2 separate regions of the Homo sapiens genome follow, and region 1 is linked to region 2. A link is a contact called in ENCODE Hi-C or POLR2A ChIA-PET data. All regions are on one chromosome and are shown on one strand. The core of a region is the stretch at or near the end of the contact, and the rest is flanking DNA. Distances in the headings are between cores, read along the strand shown.

Evidence for each region. A loop is a pair of places that touch in the nucleus more often than their neighbours do. ChIA-PET counts read pairs that join two places held with the same protein, here RNA polymerase II (POLR2A). Pooled maps may share reads with other maps.
Region 1: a loop to region 2 is called in a pooled map, with 3 times the contacts of the local background. The contact joins the enhancer-like site here to the promoter of LINC01132 in region 2. A Hi-C loop is called at or near these places in 1 of 50 pooled maps. POLR2A ChIA-PET finds 5 or more read pairs at or near these places in 3 of 52 experiments (Panc1, WTC11 and activated naive CD4-positive, alpha-beta T cell).

What each region holds. Positions count from the first base shown.
Region 1 is chr1:235,273,225-235,278,057 of GRCh38, forward strand. The region is part of intron 2 of ARID4B (AT-rich interaction domain 4B); the gene reads right to left. Among named protein-coding and RNA genes, the nearest start is that of ARID4B, 53 kb to the right of the region's middle. Within about 2 kb of position 2,712, at least 7 of the 41 ENCODE cell types and tissues checked have a DNase peak (open chromatin) inside an H3K27ac peak, as active enhancers do.
Region 2 is chr1:234,722,784-234,727,668 of GRCh38, forward strand. It overlaps LINC01132 (long intergenic non-protein coding RNA 1132), which reads left to right and starts at 1,259. Exons shown (of 3, transcript NR_038856.1): 1 at 1,259-1,299; 2 at 2,440-2,895. RefSeq lists enhancers at 476-1,038, 1,603-2,165, 2,166-2,729, 3,293-3,856.

The DNA.
Region 1 (4,833 bases), core at 1,462-3,961, 550 kb after region 2:
ATAGAGACGAGTTTTCACCATGTTGGCCAGGCTGGTCTCGAACTCCTGACCTCAGATGATCCGCCAGCCTTGGCCTCCCAAAGTGCTAGGACTACAAGCATGAGCCACCGCACTCAGCCTACACAGCTGTTCTTAAACTTAAAAAAAGTAAATTATCTCTCCTTTACAGAGATGATGGTTTATTTTTATGTTACTGAAATTCATACAAACATAAAGTTACCATATTTCATCTAATTTAAGTCACTAATTGTAAACCACACCTACCACTAAAAAAGAAAAAAGCTGCCAATTAAACTACGATATACCATCAATTGACTGCTAAATGCATCCTGATTTCAGAGATGTTAAAATGTAGAAAATGTATACTTGTACCTGATAAAATGTAGTCATATAGTAGCTAAGAATTATTTATTCTTACGGAACTGTACAAGTATAAAACCAAATCTGCAAACTAAATTCCACAAACCAACAAAATCAATGAAATTCAAGTAAGAACATTAATTCAATATGATGGATGATATTCTGCTACAACTACACACTCAAAACACAAATATGGCACAGACTACTTTGGACTAGCATGCTTTTAATATTGAGCACAGTGTAACGAATCAATTCTCCCACCACTTTTCCCTATGTAAACTAGTACAAAACCTTTGCTGGAGAGATCAATGTTGCCTCATGATGTAGGAACATATCACTTACTGTGAACTCCATCTCCGTTGTTTTATAATCAAACCTGCAACAAGCGAAGTAATACTACTCACTATGAACGCTGGTTGTAAAACATAAAAAGTAATTGCAGAAACTGAAATTATACTAGTTTGGTGCAAAACTAATTGTGGTCTTTGCCATTAAAAGTAATTGCATGCCAGGCACAGTGGCTCACACCTGTAATCCCAGCACTTTGGGAGGCCAAGGCAGGTGGATCACCTGAGCTCAAGAGTTCAAGACCACTCTGGGCAACATGGTGAAATACAAAAAAGCTACTAAAATACAAAAAAAAAAAATTAGCTGGGCGTGGTGGTGGCTTGGGAGGCTACTTGGGAGGTTGAGGCAGAGAGAATCACTTGAGCCCGGGAGGTGGAGGTTGCAGTGAGCTGAGATTACACCACTGCACTCCAGCCTGGGTGACAGTGAGACTCCGACTCAAAAATAATAAATAAATAAATAAAAATAAAAGTAATTGCAAAACCACAATTACTTTTGCACCAACCTAATAGTTCTCTGCTATCCAGATGTACAAATGACCCAGAAAATGTTTATATTAAATCTTTTTAGCTCTCTGTATGAAATGAAATGGAAGAAACTCAAGATAAAACAATAATAAAGTATATACCTTTTGAATTTAGTGTCATTTGCATGTATTACTTGATAAAAATAATCAATTAAAAATGTAATTTTTTATTCTACACAGAGAACTTGCAAACTAGGCCAAAGAGAATTTCGGAGAAGTCCAGTTTGATATACACTCACATAGAGGTAAAAGGATATAGAAGAATAAGGCCATAATTTGTGTAAAGAATATCTCAACTCAGCTATGGCTACGATCTGCAACCTATTAGTTGACTGATTTTTACTCCCTGATTCTCAGTTTCTCCACTTCTAAAAAGAGGGTAAATAATACCTTCTGCCTTAAAAACACTCTATATATAAATGTTAAGTCTGCTGCAGACTTATCTTTGAATTATGATTATCATGTGCTAAATCAAATGCATACTAAAAACAGGCACAATGGTAAGAGTAGGAAAATCCAACACTAGGCCTAATTTTGTGTGTGTGTGTGTGTGTGTGTGTGTGTGCACGCGCGCAGACCGCTCTGCCTATTCAATGACTATGCACATATGAGGGACCCAACAAATCATATTTTAATAAGTAAAATAAGGACAAACTATCTTACAGATGACCAAATTTTTACGACAAAGAAGCCCACACAGCTTTACAAAGACTAAGTCACTAACATGACAAGTATCAATTACAAGTTATTTCTCTTAACAAAGAGATATGTTCTGGCAATATGCTTTGCCAACAAGTAATTCATTAGACTGCTAGCCACCTGATCCAAACTGGGCCGATCGGTTTTACTCTGCTATGAAGTTAAAGCTAGGTTAACCAATTAGCCGGTAGAGAAAGGATGTGATGCAGCCTATGGTAGCCATTTTCTGGCATGCACAGGGAGAAGTAGAGAAAACCAGTCTGCTGAGAGGAAGTAAGAAATAAAACAGATGCAGAGGGGGAAAAAGTGCACATAAGAAACTGTGGGTTCTCTGAGTGACTGAGAGAATAGCTAGCCTTAGTTCCTGCTAGCTTTCCAACTGCCTCCTCAAGCCAAACTGGAGTTCCCCTCTTTGGGTACCATGAGATGCTCTGTACCCTTATAATAGATTCTCTTTTCTGCTTTTCATCACCTGAAATGGGTTCTATTACCCATAACCAAAATAGCTTTAATTAAACCCATCAGATGCCTATTATCAAAATAGAAATAATATCAAATACAGTTACAATTCCACAAACATTAATTGAGCACCCACAATGCCCTGGGATATTCAGAACTTAGATCACATCTAGACAAATATTAAACCAATTCCAGTTTACATTTTTAAGCTAAACTGTCAAAATATACAAAAATCCTGGGCTGGGCACAGTGGCTCACGCCTGTAATCCCAACACGCTGGAAGGCCAAGGTGGGAGGACTGCTTGAGCCCAGGAGTTCAAGACCAGCCGGGACAACACGGCAAAACCTCATCTCTACAAAATATCAAAAACTTAGCCAGGCGTGGTAGCACACACCTGTGGCTCCTAGCTAGTGAGGGGGCTGAGGCAGAAGGATCACTTGAGCCTGGGGAGTAGAGGCTGCAGCAAGCTGTGATCACACCATTGCACTCCAGCCTAGGTGACAGACAGAGACTTTCAAAAAAAGAAAAAAAATCTTGACCAGTAAGAAATAATGAAATGTGAACATACGAAGCAAAAAAAAAAAAAAAAAGATTTTTTTTTTGAAAAGCTATTTGAGGTCATCAGATCATTATTATAACATTAGTAGCATTAGCAAACTAACGCTAATTAGTAGCATTAGCAAACATTAGTAAGATATAACCTCTGGCTATCAATTTTTAAAAATCAGCTTTTAAGCCCTTACCAGATGCGTCTGGCCCTACAATCTTATTAAAAATATATTTACACTTTTTAAAAAACAATAGTTTACATCTTCAACAGACTCTTACATTTCTACTCATATTTTTCAAAGTTATAAACTTCTTATCAAATAAAAAGAAAAAATAAAGCAAGAATACTAATTGTCATGGTGGTGCACATCTGTAGTCCTAGCTACTTGTGAGGCTGAGGCAGTAGGATTGCTTGAGCCCAGAAGTTCAAGGCTGTATTGAGCTATGATCACACCACTGCACTCCAGTCTGGGAGACACAGCAAGACCCTGTCTCTTTAAAAAAGGAAAGAAAGAAATTACAAGTTATTTCTCTTAAAAAAGAGATGTTGGCCAGGCGCGGTGGCTCATGCCTATAATCCCAGCACTTTGGGAGGCCGAAGCAGGGGGGATCACCTGAAGTCAGGAGTTTGAGACCAGCCTGGCCAACATGGTGAAACCTCATCTCTACTAAAAATACAAAAAATTAGCTGGGAGTGGTAGCGGGTGCCTGTAATCCCAGCTACTCGGGAGGCTGAGGCAGGAGAATCGCTTGAACCCGGGAGGTGGAGATTGCAGTGAGTCGAGATTGTGCACTGCAATCAAGCCTAGGTGATGGAGCAAAACACCATCTCCGAAAAAAAAAAAAAAAAGATATGTTCTGGCAATATGCTTTTGCCAAGAAAAACCCTGAGCAACAAAGGAAGACATGGCTCTATAAAAAATAAAAAAATTATCTGGGCTCAGTGGCACACGCCTATGGTCCCAACCATTCAGGGGGCTGAGGTGAGAAGATCACTTGAGCTCAGGAGGCCAAAGGTGCAACAAGACATGATCGTGCCACTGCACTTCAGTTTGGGTGGCAGAGAGAGACTCTCTCTCTAAAATTTAAAAAAGATTTTAGAGGCTGGGTGCAGTGTAATCCCAGCACTATGGGAGGCTGAGAAGGGTAGATCACCTGAGGTCAGAAGTTCAAGACCAGCCTGACCAACATAGTGAAACCCGGTCTCTACTAAAAATACAAAATTAGCCTGGCATGGTGGCGCACGCCTGTAATCCCAGCTACTCGGGAGGCTGAGGCAGGAGAATGGCGTGAACCCGGGAGGCGGAGCTTGCAGTGAGCCGAGATCCCGCCACTGCACTCCAGCCTGGGCGACAGCGAGACTCCGTCTCAAAAAAAAAAAAAAATAATAATAATAATGTAAATGAGACCATTTTTAATGCCTTATATTGTGTGTGTGTGTGTGTGTGTGTGTGTGTGTGTGTGTGTGTGTGTGTTTCATTGGTTTTGTTTTACATTTTTCTCCTGATGACCTTGCCCAGCATCTTTCAGGATTTTAATGGTGGCACTAAATGGCTTTTCTTGGCCATTCCTTCCATACTACCTCACACTAAATGGAGATTCTATTAGTTGCTGAGGATATCTATTCCAACTATTCACTTAGGACCATAAGAAACAATTTCAAGATGAGTGTAAGGAAACATATTTAAGTCAAAACTCTATCAAAATGCTATTTCCTGACTCTCCATATGCACCTACTCTTACTGGTAGGTCACAGTGGTATTCTTTTGAGTCACCAGTAATTAATGGTTAAGTCAGAGCCAAAATCAGATTTTAAAACCTGAGTATTATTCCCCTATCCCACTGCACAGCTATTTAAGTAAATGTACACACACAAAGTATCATTAGCAAA
Region 2 (4,885 bases), core at 9-2,508:
AATTAGATTACTCCAAGTCTAGATGGTTCCTAGCCCCTAGTCCTTCTCGCTGAAGACGGTACAAGGAGGGTGGCAAGGCAGAGGTCTGGAGGGAGAAGAGTAAAAAGCTCCTTGTTTGCGTTAAAACAAACAAACCCCAAGATATGCCAGTTGTTTCAGAAGGTGAATTCCTACTTCAGGTAGTCCTTAAGAGTCACCAGAAATCCAGGAGCGAAACTGCACTGAGATTCCATTAACTGTGAAAAAAAATAACAAAATAAACGGGCCACACAAAAAGAAGAAAACCGGCCTGCCCAACGAGGGCTGCGGAGTGCAGCCAGAGTCCCTTGTACCAGTAGATCATATTGTGTCCATTTAATAATAATAAGAAGGGGCACCCTCCGCGGAGGCTTCACCCAAGGAGTCCTGTCCCACCCGCAGGCTCGGGCGCCCGCCTGCAGACCTCGGACGCCGGCCAGCGTCTTGTCGTGCAAGGCCGTCCACAGCCAGCATGGCCTTAATGAGCCCATTTCAATTGAAATGAGATCAATACTACTCATTTTTCTCTTGCTGGCTCCCGAGTGATTCATGAATCTGAAAACTAGTTCATGAATCAGAGCAGGGTGGGGTGGAGGGGCTGGGGCGGAGGCAGGCAGGGGAACATTTGTGCAGTCGGCAAACCTCGATTCCTTTAATGAACCTAGCCATGAGTTGCATAACGCTGGCCTGCCTGCTAGTTTAAAACAGTCTTTTCGGAAGCAGCTTTCAGCTTGACTTATTCACCTATTTTCCTCCTGGAAAGGGGAAGAATGACACTGGGTACTGATTGTGTGTCTGTCTGTCTCAGGGAATACTTTTTTGCTCTTCGTGTGTGGAACCGTAGGGGCTTCCCTGGACAAGAACGTGTGTCCATGTGTGTGTGCATACATGTATAATGGTCTTTGTGTGCACATCCTCTGTGTGTGTGTGTGTGTGTGTGTGTGTGTGTGTGTGTGTATGAGTGAGCAATGTGTGACCGGCCTCGGGCCCTTTAAACCTGAACAGGAGCCAAGTTCATTTCTCAGCGGAGCTTCATAAGGAAGCACGAGCTGGGGCAGTTGGAAACCACATCCCTGTGAGTGCTGATTACAGCCTACTAAGGAAAATGAGATTTTTATCTCACAGGAATTCAGTTATAAAAATAAAATACAGCGTCTGGCTTGATTCAGCTAAATGTACAAGCACTAGGGTGTTTTTAATTTAACAGAGAAGCTGGACAAGAAGAATGACCTAAAACATTGCATTTAAAGAAAGTCAGAGGCGAGGGGGAGGCTACAGGAAGTGAGTGGGAGTAGAGATGTGTGTGTGAGAGAGAGAGAGAGAGAGAAATGGAGGGAGAGGGAGGGAGGAAGGGAGGAGGGAGGTGGAGAGAGAGAGAAAAAAACCACCCTGCTGGCAAATGAATGCAGCAGGGATGATGTCATTGGAACAGTTGGAGGAGAGAGGAGAAAAACAACTCGGAGCTGTGCTAATCCTGTTTGCTGCCCTGAAGGGAATGGAAGGCGGCCAAGGCAGGGAGTTCTGGGAAACCATATAAGGGTGCCAAACAAGCATTGCCGCCAACATTAGGAACTGACAGCTTTGTTCTTTGTAACTTGGCTGCCCGCCAGAGGCCTCATTTCAGCTCTGCGGCATGATTACCCTGGACGGCCGCCAGCCCCGCGCTGAGAGCTCCTTTTCTTCTCTCCGAGCTTTTTTTTTTTTTCCTCTTTCCCTCTGCCAAACATGCAGCAGTTACCATGGCAGTGGAAAGTAAAGTTTTAAAAAAACACAACAAAGTAGAGAGGCACGCCTTTATCCAGATGTGCCACATGAGCAGATAGAAAAGGCAGTTCACCTATTCATCGGGGCCTTTGACTGCAGAAGAAAACACTGGGGCACTGGCTGTCAAGTTCGGGAGGGAGGTGACTCCAGGATAAACAGAGCAGCGAGCAGCCCTGGCTGCAGACAGAGAGGGGCTGGCTCCCAGGCCCTATTTTCCTTCCCTCTCTCTCTCCCTTCCTGGGGCATTGTGGAGTGCGTAATGTGAAACGGAAAATGTCATGATTTCCACTGGGAACGTGTCCACGGTTTTGAGAAAGCTCCAGAAACTCAGGTCCATAAAGCACTGAGGGGAGGAGGAAGGGAGGGAGGAGAATGGGCGGTCACAGTGCCCTCTGGTCACCAAGGTGAACCCAGCGAGCAGGAGCCAGTACGTGGCTGTGGCCCAAGCCTCTGCCTGCTGCTGGAGCATGGCCAGGCCGTCGTCGTAGGGTTGCAGGCTGTTCGGGGGTCCTGGGTCCCACGGAGCCCTGGGACCTGAGGGACAGGGATGTTCCCTTTTCCCCCTTGGAGGTGTAGCCAGTAGTTTGGCTTTACAGGGGGACTCTGTGAAGAGTCCAGTTCCCTATTTTTAATCAGGTTCATTTTTCACCTGCTTAGAAAGTGGAACATCTCCTGAAAGGTGACAAGTCGTGATCAAAGGCAAGTCTCCAGGCAGAGAGTTGGCAGGTTTCCGAAGCAAAGGTTACTTAGAAGTGGAGGCTCCACTGCCAGCTTCCCCCCGCTGCAAAATCTGACACTCCTCACCCTCAGGGTTCAGCAAGATTCTCGGAAAGGCCTTTTCTGATTCTAGGAGGTGCTGCAGCAGGAGCTGACTCGGCCATTTCCTGGCCTCTTTAGTTGGAAGATGACAGAAAGGCGGAAGCAGGGACTGCTATTGTGAGGCCCATGGCAGCCTTCCTGTAAAACAAATTGGCAAATTGTCACCTTCAGATGGACCACAGCTGGCCCTCTGAACAGCCCTCCTTGGCCTTTCCAGAGTGTACATGATTGTGTCCCATGTCCAGGGAGAGGACAGAGCCACCAGGAGGGTCAAGGTCGTGGAGGGAAACATGGGTGAGTAAGAGATGGACCCCAGAAATCCCTCCTCATGCTCCTCCCTGCTGTTATCACAGGCCTTGGCTGCCTTTCTCAGGAGGCATTCCCAGCTCAGAGTTGGGTATGCACTAAGTTAAAGCAAAGAGGGCCCTACTGGAGTGAGGGCAAGGGGACTTGGTTGACCTCCTTTGGGGATGTTGCGAAGCAGACCCATTCCCGCCCTTGCTGGCTGGAATGCCCAGTCCTTCCCTGCCTCCCCGGGCCCCACACACCCTGGCTGACACCTGTGCTGAGGACATGGCCGAGGAGAGCTGAAAGGAGCAGAGGAGGGGAGAAACGTGTACCAGTTCCCATACAAACAGGACCCACAGGCTTGGGGTCCCCAGAGGTTGGCAGAGCCAGGGGATACTGGGAGCTGGAGGCCAGACAGGGGCACACTTTTGCCTCAGGTTGTTGAGGCAGTACAAATAAAAACTTGTTGCTGGGCAGAATTGATCCAAAAACGAACTTCAGTTTCTTCAGAAGAGGCTCAGGTTTGGAAGTAGAACTTGATATGGCGGTTGTCCCCTTTCCTTAACCTGCGACTCAAAACCAAGGGCAAGTGGATCTCTCACATCAGACACAGGAGCAGCCTCCTAGAGTCTGCTGGAGCAGCTACCCAGAGTGAGAGAGGGCTACTGACTTTGGAGCTGATGCTCAGGTCAGGGCCTGGTTGAGCCACATCCCCGTCCTTCATTCCCAGCCCCTGGTGACCTTCTAGAAGCAACACTGAGTTCGGCGGCTTGGTGTCCACTGGGGCACAGCATGTCTGAGCCTAACCCAACAGCCTCTCATTGGCTTAGCTTGTCTTCCCAGGTACTGCCTGGAAAAGCAGCCTCTGGCGGGGATGTCTGGGCCTGCCCTTCCTTCCTATCTCGACCTGGGTGGAAATCCGACTCCCTGGGCCTTGTTTTCAGAGTTCCAGTGTTCTCTCTCATAGCCTGTAAGTGGAGAAGGGCAAGCTGAAGAAGGAACAGGCTGTTTTCTCAGGGGGAAGCGGGGCAGCTCGTGTACGCCTCCCAGCATCGCTGCGTGATGGTTTCATCCGGCCCTGAGGATATGAATTTGGTTGCTCCAGGAGCTCCCCCAGCCTCAAGATCCATGAATTGGATGGAGTATGCATGAAACTGCAGAAAACCCATGACCCTCCCTTACACAGGAATGTTGCTTTCCTTTTAGGCTTGTCAGGCAGACTGAAGAGGAGGATCCTAGGAGACTTTTCTTTCCTGAGAAACCCAAAGAAAGCAACAGCAGATCCGTAGGGTGTGGGGGAAGGGGGCAGGGGAAGTGTATTTTCAGTAACAGAGACCTAAAGCAGAAACTATTTGCAAACAGGTGACCTGCTCAATTTCTCCTGTGATCTTTCATTTCTAATGCTGGTTTTTCCCCCTCATTAAAAAACTCAATTTAATTTCTTGCTTCACCTGCATGGTAAAAATAATTACATACAGACATTAAGCCTGCACTAAAAATCAATATACAGAGAGATTCCACCTTTGCTGTTAGTCATCACAGGGCTTGTTGGCCACAAATAGAAAGCATTTAAAATACTTCTCTTTGTAGAAAGACAAGTGAAACCAGTCACTAGCCCTGTTGCTGAAGAGTGGCCTTTGTATGTTAGTGAAAGTCAAGGGTCAGGAAGGAAGATGAGGCTCTAACAGGGATTTCATGGCGTCCAGAGCCCTGTTTTCTTATTGGTGAAAGATACAAGGGCTGATCACCATCAGAGAACACTAACTTCAGATGCAGGGCCTCCACGCCACTGCTGCTGCCTTAATGGACATAAGCATTCTTCTTTATTTCCTGGAGCTCAAGCCTGAACCACAGGGGGTATAAGGAGAACGCCGTAAGGCACTGCTGTTCCCAGGCCCCCGCCCTCCCATCTGCACAGCCATCTCATCGCAGTCTCCTTCAGTGTCCTTGGACTCCCAGGGCTGCTGGGGTTCAGGACAGGCTGTTTGCATGAAGA